5 separate regions of the Homo sapiens genome follow, and all the other regions are linked to region 1. Evidence: chromatin contacts called from ENCODE Hi-C or POLR2A ChIA-PET data. All regions are on one chromosome and are shown on one strand. The core of a region is the stretch at or near the end of the contact, and the rest is flanking DNA. Distances in the headings are between cores, read along the strand shown. Region 1 holds the start of MOSPD2 (motile sperm domain containing 2). Region 2 holds the start of RBBP7 (RB binding protein 7, chromatin remodeling factor). Region 3 overlaps TLR7 (toll like receptor 7). Region 4 holds the start of TXLNG (taxilin gamma). Region 5 holds the start of SYAP1 (synapse associated protein 1).

Evidence for each region. Hi-C counts contacts between places; a loop is a spot of excess contacts on that map. ChIA-PET counts read pairs that join two places held with the same protein, here RNA polymerase II (POLR2A). Pooled maps may share reads with other maps.
Region 2: a map of CD8-positive, alpha-beta T cell shows a loop between it and region 1 (23-fold over the local background). The contact joins the promoter of RBBP7 here to the promoter of MOSPD2 in region 1. A Hi-C loop is called at or near these places in 4 of 168 maps with a recorded cell type or tissue (CD4-positive, alpha-beta T cell, CD8-positive, alpha-beta T cell and naive thymus-derived CD4-positive, alpha-beta T cell) and 10 of 50 pooled maps.
Region 3: a loop to region 1 is called in a pooled map, with 5 times the contacts of the local background. The contact joins the enhancer-like site here to the promoter of MOSPD2 in region 1. A Hi-C loop is called at or near these places in 2 of 50 pooled maps.
Region 4: a loop to region 1 is called in a map of CD8-positive, alpha-beta T cell, with 7 times the contacts of the local background. The contact joins the promoter of TXLNG here to the promoter of MOSPD2 in region 1. A Hi-C loop is called at or near these places in 2 of 168 maps with a recorded cell type or tissue (CD8-positive, alpha-beta T cell and naive thymus-derived CD4-positive, alpha-beta T cell) and 7 of 50 pooled maps. POLR2A ChIA-PET finds 5 or more read pairs at or near these places in 1 of 52 experiments (activated CD4-positive, alpha-beta T cell).
Region 5: a loop to region 1 is called in a map of HepG2, with 18 times the contacts of the local background. The contact joins the promoter of SYAP1 here to the promoter of MOSPD2 in region 1. A Hi-C loop is called at or near these places in 3 of 168 maps with a recorded cell type or tissue (CD4-positive, alpha-beta memory T cell, HepG2 and naive thymus-derived CD4-positive, alpha-beta T cell) and 9 of 50 pooled maps.

The regions. Positions count from the first base shown.
Region 1 is chrX:14,870,056-14,875,459 of GRCh38, reverse strand. MOSPD2 (motile sperm domain containing 2) reads right to left here and starts at 2,039. Exons shown (of 15, transcript NM_152581.4): 1 at 1,923-2,039; 2 at 1,702-1,771. The coding sequence starts at 1,931. It overlaps FANCB (FA complementation group B), which reads left to right and starts at 2,391. Exons shown (of 10, transcript NM_001018113.3): 1 at 2,391-2,474. RefSeq lists a silencer at 2,072-2,301.
Region 2 is chrX:16,867,302-16,872,705 of GRCh38, reverse strand. It overlaps RBBP7 (RB binding protein 7, chromatin remodeling factor), which reads left to right and starts at 2,344. Exons shown (of 12, transcript NM_002893.4): 1 at 2,344-2,668; 2 at 3,486-3,630. The coding sequence starts at 2,653. RefSeq lists enhancers at 1,650-2,328, 3,338-3,427 and silencers at 2,068-2,377, 2,708-2,757, 2,778-3,117.
Region 3 is chrX:12,890,290-12,895,693 of GRCh38, reverse strand. It overlaps TLR7 (toll like receptor 7), which reads right to left. Exons shown (of 3, transcript NM_016562.4): 3 at 5,333-5,404. Among named protein-coding and RNA genes, the nearest start is that of TLR8, 14 kb to the left of the region's middle. Within about 2 kb of position 2,778, at least 3 of the 41 ENCODE cell types and tissues checked have a DNase peak (open chromatin) inside an H3K27ac peak, as active enhancers do.
Region 4 is chrX:16,783,559-16,788,962 of GRCh38, reverse strand. It overlaps TXLNG (taxilin gamma), which reads right to left and starts at 2,497. Exons shown (of 10, transcript NM_018360.3): 1 at 2,374-2,497. The coding sequence starts at 2,475. It overlaps LOC124905250 (a long non-coding RNA gene), which reads left to right and starts at 2,697. Exons shown (of 2, transcript XR_007068398.1): 1 at 2,697-2,893; 2 at 3,000-3,303. RefSeq lists enhancers at 1-155, 2,198-2,930, 2,902-3,101 and a silencer at 1,712-2,151.
Region 5 is chrX:16,717,447-16,722,850 of GRCh38, reverse strand. It overlaps SYAP1 (synapse associated protein 1), which reads right to left and starts at 3,239. Exons shown (of 9, transcript NM_032796.4): 1 at 2,952-3,239. The coding sequence starts at 3,126. RefSeq lists an enhancer at 3,370-3,429.

The DNA.
Region 1 (5,404 bases), core at 790-3,289:
GTATCTTACTTTGAACGGTGGTCAAATCTGCACTAAGCAAGCAGAGTAGTAACAGATGAGGATGGCGGGTGGGGGCTGGCAAGAGCCAGATCACACATGGCCTTGAATTACAGGCCACCATAAAGAATTGGGATTTTATTCTAAACGCAGTTGGAAAGGCACTGAAGGGTTTCAAGCTGGAGAGTGACATGATCTAACTTGACATCATGGTATTGCCAAAAGATTACTGTAGTGAAAATCAGAAGACATGAGCACTAGTCCTGGCCTAGCCAATAACATCAGGGATTTTGAGCAAATCTCTTAATCTCTCTAGACCTCACTTTCTTCATTTTAAAAATGAGGAGGTTGCCCCAAGATGACCTTTAAGATCTTGTTTATTGCCTAATTTCTGCCTGTATTCTGCTTCCTCCCTTGGGCATAAATAAATGACTATTGGGGTGTTACTAGCTCATTAGGTCGAATTCTGAGTTACTTCTTAAAATATTATAAACCATGTATTAACAGCTATAATAGTTACATTTCTGTAGAAAGCAATTGAAGAAGGATCTCTTTATTGGAACCAGCTATATTATTAGAAATGGGAACTCTGGGTGAAAAGTGAATCAAGTGCTTTTGCAACTCTCTGGAACAAAGTTTGGGGTGTGAAGAAAATTGGCAAGGAGGTATGAAAAGATTTACTGACAAGTATTTGAAACCGATTTCCATATTTGTTCTATGTCATCAACTGATGTATAATCTAGGATGGTTTAAAGTTGCAGGGAACCTCTGCTGAGTACTAGTCAAGATGTAGAAGCTTAACTCCTTTCACAGTAACCAAAATGACAACTGAGGCAAAATATTCACTGAGAATCCACTATATTTTAAGACATGCTAGATGGTTTATGTTTTTTTAAAAAATTTAATCCTACTAACTTTATTATTTGCACTTCACAGATATGAAAACGGGCTCAGAATAGACAAGTAAGCTATGTAGTGGCAGGGTTAGGATTACAATCAATCTTAAGGTAGGCAACATATAAATCCTTATTTAATTCCATATTTACAATAAGTTATTCCGTATGTTTTACAAAATTACTGTACAAGCATTAAATATTCAGTTAAGTACCTGACAACTCAAGTATCTGTGACATCTGGACACAGAATGTTCAACCAATAAATCAATTCTGGACTCATAGGTACTTTGCAAGATACAGTTTGGGATAAGAACTTGTTCCAGCATTGGAGGGCCTATTTTGTGGGTAGCATGCTGGGTTGTATGAAAGCCAAATCAAACAAAATATCCAAGGAATTTGTATACCCAATTAAGTACACATCAATAGTATTATGGCAGTTTCCAGGTACATTTTCGCTAGTGTTGCTGGTGAAAGGCCAGCAGTGGAACCGTGGACTGGACAATGTCACCCGTGTTGTGGGCCTAACAAGTATCCTGCAAGTTCCATAAACACGAGGGCATGCTAAAAACTTAACCGATTTCCAACTTACATTAACCCTTTAAAGGGAGCATGGGACACACCACTTGACCATTTGAAGCAGTGCACACGGCTTGTCATGGAGAGGAAAACCTTTGAGACGTGCCCAGCATCATTCCTGTGAGGGTCGAAAGGGTCCCTAACACCTCCCACAAATACACTCACAAACACTCCAGCAAAGTTGGGGATGCTCACTGCACACCTTTCTTAATACCTGGAACAGAGTACCCACCTGTCACATACTCAGCTTCGAACCTCCTCCGGGTCTCAGAGATGAGCTTGGCTTTATTCTGGGCGTGATTCTGGATGGGAGACACGATGGGACCTTAGATACTACTTGCATCAACCCGCTTACCCTCAACCCAGCCCACCTGCACACGGGCGCTCGGTCCCCGGGCCTCAGAGGCGGCTTCCGGGTCCGGGGGGCCAGCGGCGGTGCAATAGGCTCCTCACCTCTGCCATGATCACCGTCGTGGATGTGATTGCGGTTGTCGCCGTCGCCCGTTCTACCGTCGCCGACCGAGTATCTCATCACCCGGCAGTCCCGCCCAGAGGTAGACAGAGAAGGGTGGGAGGGGGAGGCGGTCGCGTGACACCGGAAGGCGGACAGAAGCGCCGCCGCACCGCCCAATCCAATGCGGACGCCTGGGTCTGGAGGCGGGACCAGGCCCTCAGCCTAGGTCCCATTCGATTCTCGTCTGGCCTCGCCCCGCGACATCCCCCGCACTGCGGTCCCGCCCCCGCCAGCCGCGAGATCGCCGGCGCTTCCCCCGCGGAGCTCCGCCCTAGAGAGCTCGCGGGCTCTCTGCTTTCACAACACTCCCCAGGGCCCCGCCTCCTCAGCCTCCCTTGGCCACCTCTCCTGGCTGGCTTCTAGGCTCCGCCTCCTCTGCGTTCGACGCAGCCTCCGCCCGGCCTCCCAGGATGCAGCGCGCTGGCGGGAGGTTTGGAGCAGATGGATACCGTATCGACGTGGGGCCTCCGGTATGTTGCCGCTGCGTTGAGGTAGGATGGGGCTGGCGAGTCTTCCCTTCCCAGGACTTCGCAGAGGGGGCGATGGGGCTGGATTTCCTCCCCTTGTCCCCGCATTGCGGGAGAGAGGGAAGGAAGCGGGCATCCCGAGACCTGGGTCTGTCATTCCTTGCAATGATAATTGGATTTTAAGTGCTACATTCGCTTGAAGTTTTTTTCATCCCTTCAGTATCCTTCCAACTTGGAGTGTGAGATGCTTAATGAGCAAAATATCTCTGAAATCTTTAATCTCAAATAATTATATAAAGTTAAAAAAAGCGTGTTTCGGCTTATTAAGGTAGTTGTGTTCAGCCGGGGGGGTGGGGGGGTGTGTGTGGGGGGGGCGGTTTTACCACCCAGGGGACCTTTGGCAACCTCTGGAGACATTTTTAGTCACCACTGCTAGGGGCCGGGGGCAAAAGAGATGCTCACTGGCTACTAGTGGATAGAGACCAGGGAAGCTGCCAAACATCCTCCAGTGTACATGAAAATTCACAACAGTTATCCAGCCCAAAATGTCAATAGTGTCAAGGTTGAGAAAGATTTAGATTTAAAGGGACTGGAACAAATTTTATTCGTCAGTTAAAAACAATTGAAAGAAAATAGTTGCGCATACAATATTGCCTTTTTTAAAGTTGAAAGATACTGAAAACTACAAACAAGTTGTAAGAATAGTCCCCCATATTTCCATCAACCGTAGTCATCCATGACAGAATGGCATGTTAGCATCTTTTGTCCTAGACTTTTAAATATATTTACATTTTTTATGGGAAAAAATGAACACATTGTTTAAACGTTGTTTGACTACATCCTTAAAAGATATTTCAGATATAACTAAAGTCTCCTTCTACCTCTACTCACCTATCCTGGACACTTCCTTGTCCAGAATCAACAGCATTCAGAATTTGGCATGAAATGTTTACAGTTTTACATTTTTTTATTTTGGATCATACTGCCTGGGTTTGAATCCTGGCTCTGTCACTTCTTATCTGCAAGCCTTTGAGAAGATCCTGAAACTCCTTGCCTCAGTTTCTCCATCTATAAAATGGGATAGTAACAGTGCCTATGTCATAAGGATGTTGTGAGGAAGAAACGAGTTAATCCAAAGTGCTTAGAGCAGTACCTGGCACTGTTTCTTCAGGAAAAAAAAAAAAAATAGTACATGGCACTATTTCTTGAGAAAGCACTCAGGGACTGTAGTCATTGTAGGTAAATAGAACATATATAATGCTGTTTTATTTGTTTTACATAAATAATATGCTGCAGTGTACATTTGTCTGCAACTTAATTTTTAATTCATTTTATTTTTGAAATTTAACCATGATTATATATATATATACACACACACACACACACATATATAGATAGATAGATCTAATTCATTCCTTTTAACTCTTGTTTGATAGTCCATCTATACTCATTCCCCTATTGGTGTTCATTGAGGTTTTTACTTTTTTTATATTGCAAATATCAGCACAGTGAGCTTCTAGAGCAATGTATTCATTCATATGTGGGATTATGTCTCTGGGTTTATATCTACAAATGAAACTACTGGGTATATGCATTTCAGTTGACTGCCAAATTACCTTCAGAGTCATCTCTCCCTTTTATTTAAGTACTCATAATTTTCTTCTAATTGTTAGCTCTTTTTCCAGTCTGATCTCACTCACACCTTTAACACTGTCACCAGGATCTTCATAACTCAAAAGTACAGTCCTGTGATTTCTGTTTTTGAAGTCTTTCAGTGGGTTATCATTACTTATATGAGAAATTTATAAGTCCTTAATATGACATAAAAATCTTCTTTAGCGTAATCTTCCCAAATCCTCTAATTTAGTTGATCACGATTCTCCCGCATTTACTCACATTTCAGGCATATTAGATAATGTTGAAAAAGGTGAGATCAATTCTGTATAGGACCCAATAAATAACTTATGTAGGGAGAAAAAAACTTTTAACAGTGGCCCTATTTTGTAGGAAAGTTAATTTACTTTGGTTAACAATGTCATATGTCTTGGAAAAACAACATCTATCATTATTATCTTCATAAAATTATGTTCAGTATTATTAGGTGCCATTTTAGTTGAGTGTCTTAATTTTACTTTTTTCCCAAGGATACTTTCTCTTGGTCACAGTTAATATGGTTTCTTAGACTTTTTGGATGTCATCTGCTCTTCTAGGATAATCTGGAACCACACTGATAGTTTATTTAAAGAATTGTCACATTTATAGGGCCAAAATGATTTATGAGCATTTAAAAAGAATGAACAACATATTTATTAAGAGGGGGGGCAGTAAAGAGTAGATGAGGATGATAATTTTATTGCCAGCCTACTATTTTTATGTTAGCATATGCTTGTATATATTATCATTTTTCTAGTATACACACACATCTGTTTTAATTTTATGTATAAAATAGATAGTCAACTTTGATGTATGGTAATATAGAACAGGAAAAGCTCAAATTAATTATGTAGTATTTTATAAATAATCTACTTTCTGGTCTCCACGCCCCGCCCCGCACCGCCACCCTGCCCCGCACCGCCACCCCTAGTTACTTCTGTATCTTCTGCAGCCACTGTTATAATGTTAATAAGTAAAAAGTCAAATAGCCCATAGGCTAGAATAGTAAACCTGGGGCCCTGATAAGCAGAGTTTAAAATAGTGAGGGGTTGCTTATAATTGGACTAAGAACCTGTAAATTGAACCTTAGTTTGATTTGTTTCCAGATATGTTTCTATTTTTTTTAAATGCCAGTTATTTCATGGCCTGCAGGTTTTATGAACATATCCCAAGAACTTTAAAAATAGATGTTGCAGCAGCAATACTTAATATCTACTGTCTTAGCAGTTACACCTCAATAAAGCTGGGAAAAAAGTTAAAATTCATTTTAGCAATGAATTAAATTTTAATGATTGAGTATT
Region 2 (5,404 bases), core at 1,095-3,594, 2.0 Mb before region 1:
ATGAAATAAAATTCATCCCTTCCTTGTGTGTGTGCACCTGTTTGTGCCTTACTCTATTAGCTGAGCACAGGAGAGACAAAAAGAACAACCCCAGAAAAGTGCCAGAAAAGATTAGGACCAGAGCTAAGAGGCTGGGGAGAAAGGCAAAACAAACCCAACAGTTAAGCAATCCAAGAGAGAAAACATATCACTTTTTTTAATGCAAAAAAAGTAGTATGGAAAAAAGGCCAAAAAATTAAATAGAATTGACAGATTCAATTTAACAACAACAAAAATGCAAAACTAATGAAATATGCTGTACATGACACTTTCGGATTAAATGCATGATAGTGTGTGAATATTCTCAGAAATTCCCAAAATATTTGTTCCATATTTCCTTCTCTGACCCTCACTGAGGTAAACAGTATCAAGATTTTAAAGCCAAGTCGTCTGGGAAGATTTCTTTTCTTTCAGTCCTTTAAACATTTCTTTTAATAGGTTTTGGAAATCATGTCTACTTGTCAGAAATGAGTACACTGTATTAAAGGGATACAAATCATCTCCCAAGCCGCCTCTTGCTTTGCACACGAGGTTCTCTTTGAAGCAGAGCCATAAGGTACAATTATTCTAGAACAAGGTGGGCAAACTACAGTCCTCCGACTAAATCTAACCCACCACATGTTTTTGTATGACCCTCGAGCTGAGAATGGTTTTTCCGTTTTCAAGTGATAGAAAAAAAAAATCAAAAGATTTTGTGACCCGTGAAAACGATTTTAGTGTCTGTAGTTTTATCGGAACGCAGCCAAATGCATCCATATTTTCCATGGCTGCTTTGCGCTGCAAAGCGACAGAGTCGAGCAGTTGCCCCCAAAGCCTAAAATATTTACTATCTCGGTCCTTTTAGAAAAAGTCTTGCCAACTAATGTCCTAGAATATGAGGGCTGTATTGCTTAAACACCCTTCCAACTCTCTTCCCTCTCTAGCCACCCCCTCAGCCTTAGGCACTAACAAGATTCCTTGACCCAGAATGGGGGGAGGGCGTTATAATAATGAACGGTATTGTATCGGAAACAACACAGTAAATATCTACAGAAGGGAATGTGACTGGTTCTGCCACTGACTAACGTCTGGGTTTGCGTCCCGGTCAGAAAAGTGGGCATGACAGCGGCATCTGCAAGATAGCATCTGAGCATGAAGGCACTTGGAAAGGTATCAAGGCAGCAAATGTTCCGGGGGTGCTTTTGCAAGAGGAGCCTCTCCCGGAGCTGGACGTACACTTCGGTTCCCTTTGCACGCAGGCACCTTGGTCGCCTCCCCCAACTCCGTCCCCTCTGCTCCTGGCCCTCATTTTCTTCTATTTCCCTTTTGGCCTTGCAGCCAGCTTTCTCCTCCCCCGACACACTCCTCAGGGGCTATGAAGTTCCTGAGCAGAGCAGGGCTCAGGTAAGCAGGCCCAGGGTAGTTCAGCCCTGCTCTCTCCAGCTCCGCCAGCTTGGGGTGGGGTCGCGCTGGGACCCCTGCAGGTGACAAAAATGACTCAGCAGGGGCCGGGGCTGGGATGAGAAAGGAACGCCAGTGCAGGGACAAAATCCCCTGAAGCGCGAAGAGGCCGCAAACCATCATCTTAAGGACCCAAACATCGAACAAATTAAAATGTAACAGTGTAAATCGGCTTCGGCCCGCCGGCGGCCTGTGCCGCCACAGGCTGCACATTTAGCCTAACAGGGCGGCCCGGCGGCTTTTGCAGGCAGAAAACGCCCGCGGCCTCTCCAAAAGCTCTCCTCCGTCTGAGACCAGCCCCACCTCGGCCCGACCGGGCCCCAGGAAAGGCCAGTCGGCTGGAGGAGAACATTTCAGGGGTGCAGAGAATTGCATGTCCGTGATTATCAGGGAGACTTTGAAGGCACAGTAATCTCTCGAGAACAGGAACCATTTTCCCCTCTTGCTCTGAGATTTTGCTTGGCTAAGCGGCGGCAGCCTCCCTGCCCCCCTCTCACCCCCACCACCGCTGCCGCTACAAGCAACCACGCCCCGCGGGCCCCAAGGCTCGCCGCCCCGGGGCTCGCGGCCCCCACTCAGCCGGCCAGCCGCGCCTCCATCAGCCCCGCCCTCGCGCGCCCCCATCCGCCCCGCCCCCTCGGGCCCTCATCCGCCCCGCCCCCGCGCGCCCCATCCGCCTCCGCGGCCGGCCCTGGGAGCGCCGGGCGAGCCCTCGCGCCTGCGCATCGCCAACTTCCTGCCGCGGCACGCTCCGCCCACCCCCAGAAGCCCGCCTCCGAACGCCGCGTGAAACCCGCCCGCCGCGCGTCATTGGTCTCGGCGCCGGAGCCGTTGGCTCCCAGACCCGCCTCTCCGCCTCCTCTCACTTTTCCCAGGGCGGATGCGCCTGCGCTCAGCTGCCTGGGCGGGCTGGGAGGCGCGGGTTGAAAAGTCTCGTTCCAAGTTTGGAGAGAGAGAGAAGAGCGCCTCAGACCTCGGTACCCGCGAGCGGGGAGGAGGCAGGAAAGAAGGACGCGGCGTCTGGGGAGCACCCAGGCAGCAAGACGGGGCCCGGGCTTTCGACAGTGGGGAGTGTGACGCGCTTGGGAAAGGCAGGAGCGCCAGCGGTCGGGCTGCTCTTGGCTAACGAGAGGAGTCCGAGGCGGCGGCGAGGGGCGAACGACCCGACGCAAGATGGCGAGTAAAGAGAGTAAGAGGCCCTGCGGGGCGGCGCGCGCCGGGGCCGCGGGGGGCGGCGGGCGCGCGAGGCCGCGGCACGCGCCGGCGAAAGGCGCGAATTGGCGTGCGGAGCAGGGGGCGGGGCCGGGCGCGAGACTGGGCGCGCGCCTCGAGGGGCCTGCGCGGGACGGGACCGCCGCGCCGAGGGCTCCGAGCACTTCCGGAGCCGGGCGCGGGGCCGAGGGCTGGGCCCCCCTCTTCCCTTCCCTCCTCCAGCGGCTGCGCTCCCTCCGGCGCCCTCGGCCCCGGGGCGGAGGCGGCCCCCGCCGCTGGGAAGCGAGCGCCGCGGCTCTTTCTACGCGCGCGCGCGCGTTGACCGCCTCGGGGTCGCGGCCCTTGTCCGGGGGTTGCTGGGGTCCTCAGGCCTATGGCTGCCGAGGCGGGCGTCGTGGGAGCTGGGGCCTCCCCTGATGGGGATTGGAGAGACCAGGCCTGTGGGCTTCTGCTACACGTGCATTTGTCTTCCCGACTGGGTCGCGCAGCCCCTGTACGTACAGGTCGTCATCTTAGAACAGGTGCGAACAGCTGTAACAGGGTAAACAATTTCCATGTCCGTGTAATTGACTACCCAACATGGTGTACGCAGGGGGTATTGATCTCAATGGAAAAAATAGGCTTCCTGATTGTTAGTATTTTCTCCACCTTCTGGAAGAGCAGTTAGTTGTCCGTGTCCAAATTAGAGGTAAAAGGAAAGAGTACATGAGGTGTGGCCATCTTGAGGTGACCTCCAATTTCTGACTTTGATCTATCTCAGCCACTTAATCGTGTGGGCTTTCTCCAAATTTCAGTGTTTGAAGATACTGTGGAGGAGCGTGTCATCAATGAAGAATATAAAATCTGGAAGAAGAATACACCGTTTCTATATGACCTGGTTATGACCCATGCTCTTCAGTGGCCCAGTCTTACCGTTCAGTGGCTTCCTGAAGTGACTAAGTAAGGGTTTCTGGCAACTTTTATTTTGTTTAAATTTAACTGTCGTTCTGAATTTCCTAGTTTTGGCGTTTTATGCATAGAACATAAGTATGTAATCAGCCCTTGCATGAGGTGGCAGGTGGTTTTTATTTTCAAAACTTACGTGATTTGTGGGATGATTTCTGGTGTATAGTGTGGTGGTAAAAGGGGAGAAAGAAGCTGTTGTGAGATTAATCGTGTTTGGAGGAAGCACTGAATATATTTGACATTTCCTGGGCTTGAATGTAGAGCAGCATCTTTCTGGGCCCAAACTAATGCGTTTCTTTAAAACTTTACTGAAAAATAGAATATTTACGGAAAAGTTCACACATCTTAAGTGTTGTATGGCTTGATAAATTTTTACAAAGTGAACACACGTAACAGTCATCCAAGATAAATACATTTTAATTGGTAAAGGGAAAAAGACCTTGTCAACAATTGACCAAAGAAAAGATGTTATCGGCTTATGGAATACACTTTGAGATTGCTGTTAGTCTTCATAAGAGTATTCTTTTCTGTTACATCTGCAGTTTCTCTGGTAATAATTGCTGGCATTTATTGAGCACTCAGAACAGGGCCTGGCACATCTGAAGAATCTACGTCCTGTTGTTTGTTGTAATCCTCATAATAGTACTATGCTGTAGGTACTTTTCATCATCCTTGTTTTACTGATAAGGAAACTGGGAGTGAGAGTTTAAGTGCCATCCCAAGATCACACAGCTGGTCCCTGCATTAGACTGCCTTTCTCATTCACTTGCACCTTTTCTAGTAGGAACTTGACCATGTACTTTTAAAGTGTATTAAATATGGGGTCAGGCACAGTGGTTTATACTCCTGTAATCCTAGTGCTTTGGAAGGTTAGCTTGAGCTCAGGAGTTCAAGGCTGCAGTGAGCCATGATTGCGCCACTGCATTCTAGCTTAGCCAACAGAGTGAGACCGTGTCTCTCAAAGAAACAAAAAACAAGCATCTTAAATTTGGGTGTTGCGGACATATAATTTAAAGAGGATTAAATGAAACTCTAACCTAAAAAGAGGATTTTGCAACAAGTTATAAAAATAATAAGCTAATTTTGGCTGGGTGCGGTGGCTCACGCCTGTAATCGTAGCACTTCGGGAGGCCGAGGCAGGCGGATTGCCTGAGCTCAGGAGTTCAAAACCAGCCCAGGCAACAAGGTGAAATCCCATCTCTACTAAAATACCAAAAAAAAAAAAAAACCGGGCGTGGCAGCGTGTACCTGTAGTCCTAGCTACAGGCTACAGGGAGGCAGAGGCAGGAGAATTGCTTGAACCTGGGAGGCGGAGGTTGCAGTGAGCCAACATCGCACCACTGCACTCCAGCCTGGGCGAGAGCGAGACTCCATCTCTTAAAAATAAAAATAATTATTATAATAATAATCTAATGTATATAAAACTGCTCTTACAGTGGCCGGGTTCTCCATATGCAAACATTGATTTCTATACAGATAGGAATTTCCACTAGGCTTCCCAAAAATCTAAATATAAATGTACAGATGTGGGAAGAGTAGAGAAGAACTAAATGATGGAGACTTGGAAGCATTGACGTTTACAGCCACAACAGATTGAAAAATAGATTAAGCATCATATACTCGGGTATTCAAGTTCTGGTTTGGAGCATCGTGTGCATTTGCCTCTTTGGTCTGTTAAGCAGATTTAAAATGTATTAACTAAATTTACCTTTTGGGGGATCTTTTTGACCCACTGTAACATAATAGAAAACAGCAGGGGCTTTAAACT
Region 3 (5,404 bases), core at 1,529-4,028, 2.0 Mb after region 1:
TAAAAGAAAAATGTTAAAAATTTTCACTGTATGAAGAATATAGAATTAGCCTCTTGAGATTATGTAATTGATTAGCCAGGCGCGGTGACTCATGCCTATAATCCCAGCATTTTGGGGGGCTGAGGCAGGTGGATCACCTGAGGTCAGGAGTTCGAGAACAGCCTGGCCAACATGGCAAAACCCCGTCTCTACTAAAAATACAAAAACTAGCCAGGTGTGGTGGTGTGTGCCTGTAGTCCCAGCTACTGGAGAGGCTGAGGCAGGAGAATCGCTTGAACTCGGAGGTGGAGGTTGCAGTGAGCTGAGATCGCACCATTGCACTCCAGCCTGGGTGACAGAGTGAGACTCTGTCTCAAAAAAAAAAAAAAAAAAAAGATTATATACTTGATTAGATATCCAAAGCAATAAAAAGAATTTAAAAAGTAATAAAAAGAATTTAAAAAGTAATAAAAAGAATTTAAAAAGTTATTTATGGAGTGTTTGATAGATGTCAGACCCTGTGCTGAGTACTTTTTATGGTTTATCTTACTTAGGTTTACAATTAATCTATGCAAAACATGGCCATCAGTAATTCAGTAATTCTAATTATCAGTAATTCTAATACACACAAATATATACATGCTTGCATGTATATGTGTGCATATACACAAACATATATGGACAGCTATATATATGTGCATACAGAATACATAGGTAGGTGTGTACATGTATATATATCTTAGCAAGTAAGCGCCCCATCATCTTTGACTTAATTAACGGGCGTGAAACACCCAAGCATCATGCCTGTTCACCAACTGTCTTCATGAACTGACAGTCAAGTAGGCAAGCAGGATGAAAAAGACCTAAATCCTCAAACTGGCAAGTTACTGCATGCTTCAAAATGCTATTTATAGGGCGGGGGGTGGTGACAGAAGGGAATGGTTAGTGGTTGGATTGCTCGGAAATATGAGAGAGAGAGAATGTTCAGCTAGAATGTGCAAGAAAGATTACTGATACTCAAATACAGTTTTAAAATGGGGGCCACAGTCTATAAAAAATGGAAATGTAGGAAAAAGAGGATCGGTCACCCAGTTAACTCAAGGCTATACATCTACATCTGCATGGGCAAAAGGAAATTCATGACTGGCCCCATTTTGAGACTTAAAGCAAAAACAATGGAAATAAATGATAGAAACAAATATTCAATAGTCTGTGGCCTTCAACTTCTTTGTAAACTGCCCTCCCATCAGTAAACATTCAACACACAGCCCTACATATTTCTGTATTAATACACTGGGTATATGATAAAAATAGCCACAGACATACTTTTAAAAACATGACTATATCTGTTCTTACATTTTCTTCCCACATCCCCCTTTGGAAGCCCGTCTAAGGGTCTCAGAAGCAGAACATCAGCATCCAGGAGGGATTTCCCACCCCACTAGGTGGCGCTTGGCGCCACATAAGTAGAACCACAGCGTCTATCAGTAAGATGTTATGGAAGTTACGGTAAAGACATCCTTTTACCCACAAATGTAATCAGCAACTCTATCAGGACTTACGAGACTTCAATTCCATTAACCACCTGCCCCTGTCTATCTAATTCTGCCCTAGTGTTCTTGTTCAAATTGTCTTCACCTTTGGGCCCTAAACAGAAATGCCAGTCCTATATAGTTAAATTATACCTGTCCAAAAACAGTGCCCAGCGGGAAGCAATTTGAGTTTAAGTGCAGCTCCACTCCCGGGAAGTAGGTTGAGAGCACCAAAGTTTATACACAAAAGGAAGGAAATTGAGCACAGCTTGGGGGTCTGGGCTTTCCTTACTAAAGTGATCCCTGTAATAACAGTCCCTGGTGTCACAAAGGAAGATGTGGTGCTTCCCAAACTGCTCTGCAAGCCAGTTGCTTCAAAAGTATTCCAGGGATGCGGACTCCTGGGTCCCAGAGATTGAGCAGTTGACTTTGCCTCTCTGATCTCACCTTTATCTCTGAGTTAACCCATCATCTTTAAGATGGAGCTGCTAATACTAGCCTCATAGAGGTGATGTGAAGATTCAAGGGAATAAAGGAAGCATTTAATTTGCATTTGCTGCTTAATAGATGTGACTTCCCTTCCTCCTTCCCCTCCACCCCTTACTGAATGACATTGTCGGGATACCAGTGACTTCATCTTGAGCCCTTCTTCCTAAGATCCTCCTCACTCCCTCCTTGCCTGTCATTCCCTTTGTGGGCCTGCCCTCATGAGCAGGAGCCAAAGTTGGGATTACTTTAAAATGCATCTTCTCCATTCAGAACATGCTTCCTGTGTTCTGTTTTCTTAGGTGGCCTGTTCTGGAGAGTTGATCATCTCACAAATTAATCCATCACAATGTGTTAATGGACAGGAGTGATGTGTTGAAACAACCCTTGGAACGTTGTAAATTAACTGGGAATTTTAGTTACAATGCCTCAATCCAAAGGCAAAGAAATCAATCATGAGAAAAGTAGGCCCAGAAGAGAGATGGGAGCTATAAACTGTTTTATTTAATGCATGTCACCTGTTACTAAGTTCTGTTTGGTGGGCCTCCATCTGGACCTGGTGCAGGGATGTAACCACCATCCCAGGGTGATAGCAGGACAACAACCTAGTTCTGGCTCCCAAAACAGCCCAAGCAATCTTCTCAGCAGTGTGGTCCCCCTGGATAATGGGCCTCAGATATGGTTCATGGAGATGTTACTACAAACTTCTTTTGCTCAAGTCAACTCATGCAATTCACTGTTATGAAATCCCCTGGAATCAATGCCTCATGGTTTTGCCTTGGCCAGTGAGAAGTAAAGCAGCCATGTGTCATACAAGAGCAATATGGCTTCCTAGTTAGCCGTCTCTGTCTAGTTTTACCCTCAGTAGTTGCCACTGGCCAGAAGAATATTGAGAGCCATTTTCTGTTTGTGGGAGCCGCTGTCTGGCTCATCTTTGCTCTAGGGAAGTCTGAAAACTGCCATGAGGCCCCCAGGACTTCCCATTTCCTTCTGGATTTTACCAGACTATTTTTAGTGAGTGTTCAGTGTGAGACACTGTAACATGAACCTTCTCAGTCATTTTAAGTCTGAGCTTTTCCAAAATGTTTAATTAATATAAATTCCCAAGAGGGGGCAGTGATAAACATATGAAGACATGCAACCACTGATGTCATGACAAACATGTTAGAAATGAATTACAACCTGAGATTAGGGGAATCTTAAAGACTGAATTAGTGCTTGAAAGTTGAGATAAGTAGAAAGAATGAATTTGAATGTGTCAGAGTCCAGCCAGTGTCACCTAGGGAAGATTCCATGGAGCCAATTTTAGAAGATCATGCTCACTGAAGCAGGTGGGGGACATGTGTGTGAGAGAGACATAGGTTTCCAACCAAAAGTGCACACAAAACCACACCTTCCAAACAGAAGCATCCACCTGCAACAACGGCTGTCTTCTTTTCATTCTTGTACATTGCTTGACACTTGCTGTGGGTGTCTAGAGCCAAAAAGGAAACCGAGAGGGAGGGGGAGGCAAAAGAAGAAAGGAGGGAAAGAAGAAGAAGAAAAAATAAAAACCTGAAACAGTGTGAAACTGCCCTGTTGTGATTTCATTCTCACTGGCATGGGTGGCCCCTATGTCACCAGGGCCCTTTCCACACCATCTTATGAGTTTGGGACTTATTCTCTTTTTAACCCTCCTTCTTTTTTTTTTTTTTTTGGAGACCAAGTCTCACTCTCTCACCCAGGCTGGAGTGCAGTGGCTTGATCCTAGCTCACTGCAACCTCTGCCTCCCAGGTTCAAGCGATTCTCCTGCCTCAGCCTCCCGAGTAGCTGGGATTACAGGAGTGTGCCACCACGCCCAGCTAATTTTGTATATTTAGTAGAGATGGGGTTTCACCATGTTAGCCAGACTGATCAACCCTCCTTCTTCATAGCGTTGGTTGGCAGGTGGGTTGGTCTCTTGTTCGCCTTCAGTACATTGTTAACTTGGTAAAATGGATTAATTTTCTGTCTTGGTGTTGTCTGAAGCACATCTCTGTTTGAGTCTCCTCAATCATGTTCTTTGATCGTTTCCCTCCGACATAGCTATTGGACTTTGGAGGGTACAAATCATTCCCAATGTTTCTTAGGGTCAAGGGCTTCACCTTCCAGTAGATGCCAGGAGCAGGGTGTGCTATAACTAACTGTTTCTGGAGCACAGCGACCCAAAGCTCCAAGGAGGGATGTGCTCCCACTGTCTGTGACTAAGCCTTTCCCATCAACAGTGTTCTTGCTTACTGAGCATGTGCAGCAGAGGCGGAGGAACAATTCCAACCTCAACTCCACCCCCATGTTAAAATTGGGCCATAAATAAGTAGTAGGATGTGCAACCTGGTCCTCTTGTTCACCCGACTTAGGATGAGAAGGAGGAAGTAAATAAAAAGCATATCTCATGGGAGGGGGAAAGGCATTATAAATAAGAAGAGTGTGTGTCCTTGCTATCCCCATCACAGCTTCCTTGGAGATGGGCACAAGTTACTCACACTCTCAGGTCGCTACATCCCCTTGCATACTCTATATTCCTTGGCCACATGTAAGAGATGATCTGGACCTAAAAGAGTGTCCAGACAGATGGAGCTGGAAGTAGACCTGCAAATGGGGCCGAGAGATCCTGACTCAGGGTCAGGGCTACAATCAGACTCATCCTCTCTCTCCTCTACAAACTGCAGACACTTGTTTTGCCTTTTTCTCATCCATAACATTTGCCTTGCCAAGTGCCTCCCTTGGCTTGGATTCTAAAAATGCCAAGTCTTGCTAAGGTGTAGTATCTATCTGAAGAGAAAGGACACTTCCTGGCCAAGTCAAGGTTGAAAGGGGCTTGGACCAAGGCTTGATGGTGGAAGCGGAATTCATGGAGAATCTGGGAGTTCCTTCCGGGGTGGAGCCAACCAGAGGCCAGTCAGCAGAGAAGCCCCACGTTCAGAGCTTTGTGGGGACCGTCTGTGAACAGCTCCAGTCCTACAAAACTGCACTGAGGGCCCTCAGAAAGTTAGAAGAATGACATGTCAAGATTACCAAAGAATTCAGATAAAAACCATCTGTTGGTGTGCTGTTATTTTCCTACAACAAACCACGGTGCTTAACCTCATGTCAAAATACTCTGTGGTTTCTGAGTTGCATTATTTTCAGTTTCCCTTCCTCTTGATCCATTTCAGAAGATGTTTAAATTGTCTTCAAGTGATTTTATGTGTATATGTGTTTTAATAGAAGACAATTTATAATGACCAAAAGCTGATTTTTTAATGCCATTATCCTTGTTCTCACAGAAGAAGAACGGAAACTATGAAACACAATAAAGCTTACAGAAGTTGTGAAATAGTTGGCTCCAGCAATTTAATTACCTCTCTATTTATTCCAGAGATTGATTTGGGAATTTGTGACCCTTATT
Region 4 (5,404 bases), core at 1,248-3,747, 1.9 Mb before region 1:
GTTGCAGTGGCTCATGCCTGTAATCCCGCCACTTTGGAAGGCCAAGGTGGGTGGCTTACCTGAGGCCAGGAGTTCAAGACCAGCCTGGCCAACATGGTGAAACCCTGTTTCTACTAAAAATATAAAAATTAGCTGGGCGTGGTAGCACACATCTGTAATCCCAGCTACTCAGGAGGCTGAGGCACGAGAATCGCTGGAACCCACGAGGTGGAAGATGCAGTGAGCCAAGATTGCATCACTGCACTGCAGCCTGGGTAACAGAGCAAGACTCTGACTCAAAAAAAAAAAAAAAAAACACAACAAGTTTGTTTGTTTTTTTAAGAGACAGGGTCTCACTCTGCGGCCCAGGCTAGCCTCCTGCTTCAGTCTCCTGACTAGGTGGTACTACAGGTGCATGCCACCATAGCTGGCTTAAAAATGATTCTTGCAAACACAAGATAATTCACCCAATTTGTTAAATGAAAATTCAAAGATTAATATTTTACCATGTATTTGAATGCCGTCACTGTCAGTTAGAAATCAAAAAGAAAAAGATGCTCAGAAGAGCATAAGCAAAGAAGAATGGAGTATGAGGTACATAAACAAAAATGAGTAGACACACACATGACTATTCCTATCCAGCTGTTAACCAGAGCTCTGCACCTCAAAGGGTCATTACCTCCTATCTTGGTTATTTTAAATGCTAGTTGATTAAACCTCAGTTCCTAATTCAACGACTTTTTGTCCTTATCCCAGTGTCATAAAAGGGAACTTATATCCTCAATTGCAGTGGCTTTTTATCAGAGTCCTCCTCCCCTGGGGAACCTACGAAATCAAACACTGAGATTGGCACTCCACCCTTAGGGAATAAGTGAAGTGTCCAAAGTGATGGTGTTGAATCCCTTACAGGACATTGGTCCACAGCTTCTTTTTCAGTCCTGCAAGCACTGGATCTTTCTTTTAGAATACAAAGAGAGGGAGAGAAAGAAAGAGAGGTAATTGAGAAGTAGTAACACTGTCATGCAGAAACATGAAAATACCTGACCTTAGAAACAGGCCCCAAAAAGCTAATTCTTAACACTCTGCTCAGACGTAAACTGGACCTTTGTTCTCCCATTTGAAGTTTATGAATTGCATTAGAAAAATATTATTTCGTAATTTCATACAGGAGTTAAGAGTGTTCAAATACATAATTAAGTAATATTAAATAGCCCTCGGTGATCAAGCAAGATATCCAACAAGTCGAACGTTTCAGTATGTTCACCTGCAAGGAAAAAAAGAGATGGGGTTCCCACCTTCCCAGTCTCAGTCCCCGCAATTATCCATTCCAGGGCCCCGAAAACCCTGTACCCCGTTCGTTGTGCAATCTTTTTCAAACTCCACCCACTGAGCTCCAGAACAAGTGGAATTGTCCCGTTCTGAAAGAGGTCTCAATTTTCCTGTATCTAGGGAGGGACTGAAAACTCCTTGACGTGAGTCAAGTAAGGCAAGGGGAACAGTCCGGCCTGTTTCCCAGATTAAGAAAGACCCAAGGCCAGGGTCGGGAAGGCATTCAAGTTTCCACTCATCAAATTAAAAAAATAATAAATGAAAGAAAAAAAAGAGGGGAAAAAAGAGGAGGGTGGTAAATAGGACTGGGAGGACCAGCTATCATGCGATATCCCAACTCTGCAGGACCGAGGTCCTCCAGCATCGCCTCCCCATCCATCCCCGGCCCCACGTGCAGCCAAGCCCTCGGAGCCCCGGGGTCTAGGTCCCGGGGGCCGAGCGTCCCGCTCGCACCGGCCCTGCGACACTCACCCGCTCGCCTGCCCGCCCGCGCAGTGGCGGGGAGCGCAGGGGGGCGGGGGAAGGGGGGCCAAGCACACCCCGGCTCCCGCGCGGTTATCTTACTGCGCAACAGCCTAGCCTGAGCAGCCCGGGGGCACCCCGCAGCGCGCCCTGCGCACCTGCCCGACGCCAGGAGGGCGAGCCCACGACCCCAGCGAGCCCCCGGACGGCGGCGCTCAGCGCCGGGAGCACGGTGACGGCGGTGACTGGGAGAAGGAACGCCTGGCGCCCGGATCCCCGCGGTGCTGGCCGCACGTGGCTGTCACACCTGGCGCACCCCCGCCTCGCACCCCTTCTCCCTTAGAACCGCGTGCGCCCCCTGCCCTCCCTCCCGGCTTCCCCGCCGCGCGCCGCCAAACCCCAACCGTCGTCCCTTCCCACCCCATCCATCGCGGTCCCACCCCCCCCCACCTGCTCCCACTGTCGTCACCCCCGGGAGGGAAGAAGACCGGATGTTCGTCCCGTGGCTATAGGTAACCAGGGAGAGAGAAGAGGTGGACCCTGAAAAAGGGAGCCCAAACATCCCCCGGGCCCGACAACAACGAGGGCGTCCCCCTGACTGACCTTCTGCCGCGGGCTGCGTCGCCGTCCGCCCCGTCCGGCCTCAGTCGCCTCTTCGGCGCCGCCGCCTCTTCCCCGCGCTGCCTCCTCTACCCGCGTCGCCATGAGGTGACGGCAGCAGCCAAACAAGCGGCCCGACAAGGGGCACAGAATCTCGCAGGGCCTTTCGCCCCGCCCCCGAGCCCCCACGACCAATCGCCGCATGTGAGACTTCCCACGTGACCGGAGGAGGTTGGCCCCCGAGGGGACGGAGCGAGATGGGGATGGGGAGCATTGAATACTGGGCTGGGCTTCAGCAAGACCGAAGGGCAGATAGAGGCCGTGTGAGTCTGCGCGGATCGGGAATGGGACTCGGGAGTGGACTACAAGTCCCAGCAGGGCGTGCGGCCACAGCTCGCAGGCTCGGATCGGGATTGGGACATAAGGCGGCGTTCTGAAAAGGGGAGAGTGCTGCACCCAGTGTGCTTCGTGTGCATCCTAGTGGGACTTGCGGTTTCTGGGGGCGATGTCTGGCTATAGGAAGGTACTCGTTATGATCTTTCGCGGAAAGTTTAGAAATATCCCCGTGTTTGAGAAGGAGCACGATCGGCGACACATTCTTGTGTTTTTGTTTTTGTTGCCGTTCTTAGGAATTGGGCGCGAATGATTTGGGGATAAGGGAAAATACTTCACGACTTTCAAGACGGAAGGTGTATTGGCTCTTAGAATTTGAAGTTTCGTGCTCGGGCACCTGCCCCGAGCCCTGCCCCTCCACCAGAGTTGTTACCACGGTTTACTTGTCCCGAGCTCCCGCGGGATAGGTGCCGCATTCTATTCACCTTGGTTGAACCGCCCCGGCTTCTGCACACTTACTTGGCACTTCATTCATGTTGAATGTATCCTGCTTTCTCCCACCCCATTTACTCGTTTCATTACCTAAATTTTTTCAACAAACTCGGTTTGCTGAACCGAATTTTTTTTTTTATTGATATGATGTTGGGGGGGAGAGGGGAGATTTCCTCAGGAATATTCCCTATTTCCATCTGATGGAACCAGATCTCCAATGGCCGAGCTTCTGAAAGGCACAGACCATCATGAAATCCTGATATATTGTCTTAAATAATTCATTATGAGGCCGGGCGCGGTGGCTCACGCCTGTAATGCCAACACCTTGGGGGACCGAGGCGGGTGGATCACAAGGTCAGGAGTTCCAGACCAGCCTGGCCAACACAGTGAAACTCCGTCTCTACTAAAAATACAAAAATTAGCCGGGCATGGTGGTGGTGGTGGGCTTTTCTTTTTTCTTTGTTTTTGTTTTCCCAAGACGGAGTCTTGCTGTCACCCAAAGCTGGAGTGCAGTGGCACGATCTCAGCTCACTGCAACCTCCGCCTCCCAGGTTCAAGCAATTCTCCTGCCTCAGCCTCCCGAGTAGCTGGGATTGCAGGCACGTGCCACCACGCTGGGCTAATTTTTGTATTTTTAGTAGAGAGAGGGGTTTCACCATGTTGGCCAGGCTGGTCTTGAACTTCTGACCCCCTGATCTGCCCTCCTCGGCCTCCCAAAGTGCTGGGATTACAGGTGTGAGCAACCGCCCCCAGCCGGTGGTGGGCTTCTGTAATTCCAGCTATTTGGGATCTGAGACAGGAGAATCGCTTGAACCCGGGCAGCAGAGGTTGCAGTGAGCCAAGATCGTGCCATTGAACACTCCAGCCTGGGTGAGGAGAAACTCCATCACACACACACACACAAAAGTAAGTTATTCCTCAAAAAAAAATTTTTTTTTAGAGATGGGGCATTATGTTGCCCAGGCTGGTTTCAAATTTCATGATTTTCTATATTGTTTAAGTATGTATGGAATGAAAAAAATCAATAAAGTTATCTTTATTAAGGAAAGAGGCCGGCCACGGTGGCTCACGCCTGTAACCCCGGCACTTTGGGAGGCCGAGGCGGGCGGATCACCTGAGGTCAGAAGTTCAAGACCAGCCTGACCAACGTGGTGAAACCCGGTCTGTGCTAAAAATAGAATTAGCCAGGCGTGGTGACACGTGCCTGCAATCCCAGCTACTAGGGAGGCTGAGGCAGGAGAATCGCTTGAACCCGGGAGGCGGAGGTTGCAGTAAGCCGGGATCACGCCATTGCACTCTAGCCTGGGCAACAAGAGCGAGACTCCGTCTCAAAAAATAAAAAGAAAAGAAAAGAACTATGCCATTAACCCCAAGCCTTCAGAGAAATGAAAAATATTTAATTGAATTAAATGCATATCTTTTTTTTTTTTTTTTTTTTTGAGACAGAGTTTTGCTCTTGTTGCCCAAGCTGGAGTGCAGTGGCCAATCTCGGCTCACTGCAACCTCTGCCTCCCGGGTTCAAGTGATTCTCCTGCCTCAGCCTCCCAAGTAGCTGGGATTACAGGCGCGCCCCACCACGCCCAGCTAATTTTTCTATTTTTAGTAGAGAGGGGGTTTCACCACGTTCGCCAGAATGGTCTTCATCTCTTGACCTTGTGATCCGTCCACCTCGGCCTCCCAAAGTGCTGGGATTACAGGCCTGAGCCACCGTGCCTGGCCTCTTTTTTTTTTTTTTTTTAATGCAGAGTCTTGCTCTGTCGCCCAGGCTGGAGTGCAGTGGCATGATCTCAGCCCACTGCAATCTGCACCTCCCAGGTTCAAGGAATTCTCGTGTCTCAGCCTCCCTAGTAGCTGGGATTACTGGCGTGCACCACCACACCCGGCTAATTTTTGCATTTTTAGTAGAGATGGGGTTTCGCCATGTTGGCCAGGCTGCTCTCAAACTCCTGGCCACAAGTGCTCTGCCCGACTCGTCCTCTGCCCAACTCGTCCTCCCAAAGTGCTGGGATTACGGGCTTGAGCCGCAATGCCTGGCCTATCCTTTCTTTATGTCCAAGACTTTAAGGGTCATCCAATGTTCTGTTTACATTGATCTCACCTTTGCGCCAGGACTATTGTCTTTTAACTGTGCCTGCAGGCGTGGCTCACACCTGTAATCTCAGCAGTTTAGGAGGCTGAGGCAAGAGCATCGCCTGAGCCCCGGAGTTTG
Region 5 (5,404 bases), core at 1,990-4,489, 1.8 Mb before region 1:
CGGCATGGGGCCTTGAGGGAGGTAGGGAGGAGCTCTTAAGTGAGTTCTCCTATAAATTGTTCCTTCCTTTGGAGACAGTGACAATCGGAGGTTGTAAATTTATCAGGAGGGAGGGCCAAGAATCAGGAGACCAGGAGGTTTGGTTTTGAGTGAGGGAGTGGAATGCAGGCCTGGGTGTCCACCACTAACTGGTGAGTTGCCTGAATGTATAAATAGGTCACCAGGAACCAGGAAGTATTTAGTGTCCAGTCTTGAAGGTAGGCACTCAACAAATATATGCAGAACAAATGGGGCTCCCAGGAGATTTTTTTTTTTTTTTTTGTGAGATGCAGTCTCACTTTGTCACCTACACTGGAGTGCAGTGGCGCGATCTCGGCTCACTGCAACCTCCGCCTCCCGGGTTCAAGCGATTCTCCCGCCTCAGCCTCTTGAGTAGCTGGGATTATAGGCGCGCACCACCACGCCCAGCTAATTTTTGTATTTTTAGTAGGGACAGGGTTTCACCACGTTGGTCAGGCTGGTCTCGATCTCCTGACCTCGTGATCTGCCTGCCTTGGCCTCCCAAAGCTGCTGGGATTATAGGCGTGAGCCACCGCACCCGGCTGATATTTTATGTAGATTTCAAAAGACTTAAGAAATGAATCTACTCTGGGAGTCAGGCTCACAGATGTTTAATTCCAGTTTTCAAAACATAAATGGGTCTTCTTAAAGACAATATACTTCTTAGGATCAATATGTAGAAATAAAAAATATCTGATCATCTCTCTTGTCTCTCACAGTTTGTATATGAACTAGAACCTTTACGACTTTCTAAAATCACATAAATTTCAGAAAAGAAAGAATTCTCATTTATTCTGAAGCTTTAAATTCACAATGTGTGTGTGTTTGTGGGTACTTCCATCTAACCTCAGCTTCCGTAAATATCAAAAGAGAATCTGGTGAGCAGAAAGATGGCAGCATTAGCTCCAAAGTACACATCCATATGAAAAATGCAGTTATTAGAAAATATTCAGAGGGGCCAGGCACGGTGGCTCACGCCTGTAATCCCACCACTTTGAGGCCAAGGTGGGTGAATCACTTGAGATCAGGAGTTTGAGACCAGCCTGACCAACATGGTGAAACACTGTCTCCATTAAAAATACAAAAAAAAAAAAAATTAGCCAGGTGTGGCAGCGTGTGCCTGTAGTCCCAGCTACTCAGGAGGCTGAGGCAGGAGAATTGCTTGAACCCAGGAGGTGGAGGTTGCAATGAGCCGAGATCGTGCCATTGCACTCCAGCCTGGGCGACAGAGCAAGACTATTCTATCTGGGGGCCTTGGGCTGAGATTATACACTGTCATGGTTTGAGATTATGTCTGTTTTCCCTGTCCTTTCATCCCACAGTAAACTTTTAAACGTTAGGGCCCAGCCTGCCCAACATCGCGAAACCCCATCTCTACTAAAAATACAAAAATTAGCTGGGCGTGGTAGGGCATGCCTGTAATCCAAGCTACTGGAGAGGATAAGGTAGGAAGATCACTTGAACCCTGGAGGTGGAGGTTGCAGTGAGCCAACATCGTGCCACTGCACTCCAGCCTGGGCGACAGAGTGAGACCCTGTCTCCAGAAAAACTGTTCGGCCCTTTCTTACTCAAATATGTGTTTATCTACTCTCAGGCTGCTCTCCTCCCACATCCCTGTCTCCACCCCCATCCCCCCACCCCCATCTTTTAGTAGATTCTTCAAATGTTGCTGAACTTAGTATCTACCTTTGTTGCAGTTCTCTCACTTGTAGTGCTGGGCTGCTTTAGGGCTCACCTCCTCAAAGATGCTTTTTTGTTTTGTTTTGTTTTGTTTTTTTGAGATGGAGTCTTGCTCTGTCACCCAGGCTGGAGTGCAGTGGTGCGATCTCAGCTCACTGCAACTTCCACCTCCCCAGTTCAAGCGATTCTCCTGCCTCAGCCTCCTGAGTAGCTGGGATTACAGGTGCCCGCCACCACGCCCGGCTATTTTTTGTATTTTTAGTAGAGACGGGGTTACATCGTGTTGGCCAGGCTGGTCTCGAACTGCTGACCTCATGATCCGCCCACCTCAGCCTCTCAAAGTGCTGGGATTACAGGCCTGAGCCACCATATCCGGCCTCAAAGATGCTTTCTGTGATCACTGAAGCCCACCATGGTCTCTCCAGAAATGAGAATTACTACAGCATGTGTTTACTCCACGTCTATTATCACCTGTCCCCCAACCCCTGTAGACTGTAAACTTGGAAAGAGCACGGGCTTTAAAATGAGAAAGATCGAAGCTCAAATTCCACTTCTACCACTCACTATCAGTATAACTTTGGCCCAATAACTCTGGGCTTGTTCCCCCAACTCACTGGGGGTGTTTAACAGATGAAATGGGATATCTTTCATAAAACATCTAGTACTGCAACTTGCGTATAGCAGACAGTTGGCATTTTCTCTCCCTCCTTAAGGAAAAAGGTCTCTGTACCTAAAAAGCATTTGACCGGGGCAGACATTGACATTCAGTAACTGTCAGTTTACTTCAGACAACACGTTCTGACCTAGGGGCAAAAAATTATTTTTTCAACCAATTCAAGCTCGCCAACTATCCCCGATCTGGGGGGTGTAAATGAAGGTTTTCGAGTTGAACAAAAAAGATTCCTTGTCAAACCTGAAGACGTCGGGTCACACTGCTTGACTGCATACCTGATTCCAATGTCTGCAAACTTTGTAGACTTGTCACCAGGAACTTCAGGGACAGGACCTGACTGCTAGATGAAGCTCTGGCCTCGTCCAGATCCTCACCAATCTCTCCCGACCCGGAGAGGACTGACCGACAGACACATCTTCCTCCCCTGCCTCCCACCTCGGCCCCCTCATCCCCCAGCCAGTCGGGCCCGCGCCCCAGGGCCGTCCCAGAGGAGGAATGCGCCCCCCCCTTCCCGGTCCCAGAGCCAGGGTAGACTCACTGCCGAAGTCTTTGGCCTGGTGGAGGAGCTCCTGGTCTCCCGCTTGCTGCAGCTCCTCCTCCGCAGACTCAGCCACCGTCTCGGACGGCTGCTCGGGTGGAGCATCTCCATTGGGCTGCCCACCGCCTGCCACCGGCTGCTGCAAGCCCAACCAACTGCTCAAGCCCCGGAACATCCCGCTCGCGGGCCGCCGCCGCGGTCCCGATCCCCAGAGACCGCAGCGAGCACTGGTTGCCTTTGACTCCACTCTGCGCGACTCCCAGGGAGATGTCCGGAAGTCGGAGGAACACCGCAGCCGCCGCAGCCCCGCCTCTATGACGACTCCGCCGCGGCCGCGCAAGCGTCACTTCCGTCCAAAGGCTCCGCCCCTGGTGACGTCAGTTGTGACAACTGTTTTGTGCGCGTGGATAGGGGACAAAGAGCTTTCCCAGCGTAGCCCTGCCTTCCCTCTTTTCCTCATTCGCCAGCTTTGTAGGTGACTGACCTAGTAGGCATGTGGACGGTGTCTTTGTCACAGTCCTAGCCAGTCCCATTTTAAGATTGCCTCTAGGCAGCTTGGCTGGTGACTTAGTCTCGCCTTTTCAGGTCCCGCAGGGCTGCGTTCCCGCAGAATTGGATGTCTTTAGCCTCCTCCTGAGCCCAATTCAAAACTAACCCAAAGCCGCCAAGCCCAACAGGGAATAAGAGGACAGAATAAGGTGTTAAACAACACAATGGGATGCTGTCAGCAGAATCTAGACTATGAGAAGCCACAGGACAGACAACCTTGTTTCTTCAAATAAATTGCAAGGAAGAGAGGAGTGTGGTGGGGAACCTATAGATTAAAAAAGACTTAAGAGATGTAACACATGGCCCCTTGTGCATTTTATTAGGATCCTAATTCAGCAAACACATTGAAAAAAATAGTATGATACTTATTATAAGAACTGGAAATTTGGACACTGGGTAGTTGATAAAATTAAGGAATTGTGAAATTACAAAATTTTAATTGTGGTAAAATACACAAAATTTACCATCTTAATATGATTTACCATCTTAACCGTTTCTAAGTGTACAATTCAGTACTGTTAAGTACATTTACATTGTTGAGCAATCAATCTTCAGAACTCTTCATCTTGCAATTAAAAGAATGAAAAATAGTCCGAGTGCGGTGGCTCACGCCTGTAATCCCAGCACTTTGGAAGGCCGAGGCGGGAGGATCACAAGGTCAGGAGTTCGAGACCATCCTGGCTAACACGGTGAAACCCCGTCTCTACTGAAAATAGAAAAAAATTAGCCGGGCGTGGTGGCGGGCGCCTGTAGTCCCAGCTACTAGGGAGGCTGAGGCAGGAGAATGGCGTGAACTCGGGAGGCAGAGGTTGCAGAGTCCATTCTCAAAAAAAAAAAAAAAAGAAAAAAGAAAAATAGAACTTCATCTTGCAAAACTGAAACTACCTATGAAACAACTCCCCATTCCTGTCCTTGTCATCCCCCTCCTCCCCCCATTCTACTTCTTGTCTCTATGGATCTGACTAGATACCTTAATATAAGTGGAATCATTCAGTATTTGTCTGTAACTGGCTTCTTTCACTTAGTATAATGTCCTCAAGGCTGTGTCAATTTCTTTTTAAGAGTGAATAGTATTCCCTTGTATGTATACACCACGTTTTGTTTATCCATCTGTTTATCCACCGCACATATTGAGATTTTACCAAAGAAATGATACCATATCTGGGCCAGGCGCAGTGGCTCACGCCTGTAATCCCAGCGCTTTGGGAGACCGAGATGGGTGGATCACCTGAGGTTAGGAGTTTGAGACTAGCCTGACCAACATGGTGAAACCCCGTTTGTACTAAAAATACAAAAAATTAGCTGGGTGTGCTGGCGGGCGCCTGTAATCCCAGCTACTCGAGAGGCCGAGGCAGGAGAATCACTTGAACTCAGGAGGCGGAGGTTGCAGTGAGCTGAGATCCTGCCATTGCCCTCCAGCCTGGATGACAAGAGCAAAACTCCGTCTCAAAAAAAAAAAAAAGAAAAAGAAAAAAAGAAATGATGCCACGTCTGGAATTTGCTTCAAATTAATACAGGATGGGGGTGGGGGGAATGGGGGGGGATATAGATGAAACAAGCCTGGCCATGGGTTGAAGCTGGGTAGTTAAACATTTGTCTTTTTTATATTTTTAACTTTTCCCACAATAACATGTAAAACTAACAAAAAACTAGTGATGTGCATAACTACCCCTTCAGAGCAGGGAGTTCATGGACACATTTCCCAAGCACAGTCTTCAGTCATTAATTGTGGAAGGACATCCATGATTCCTTGCTCCCCAACTATTTTGAGAAGAGGAGGACAGTTCCGGTGACCTGAGGGAATACATGAGGAATTGATTACAACTCTGATTTCCCTGCTGTCCAGTTTTCCAGCCTGACTTATATTTATATTTTATTCAGGTCCAGGATTTTAGGTTATCAAG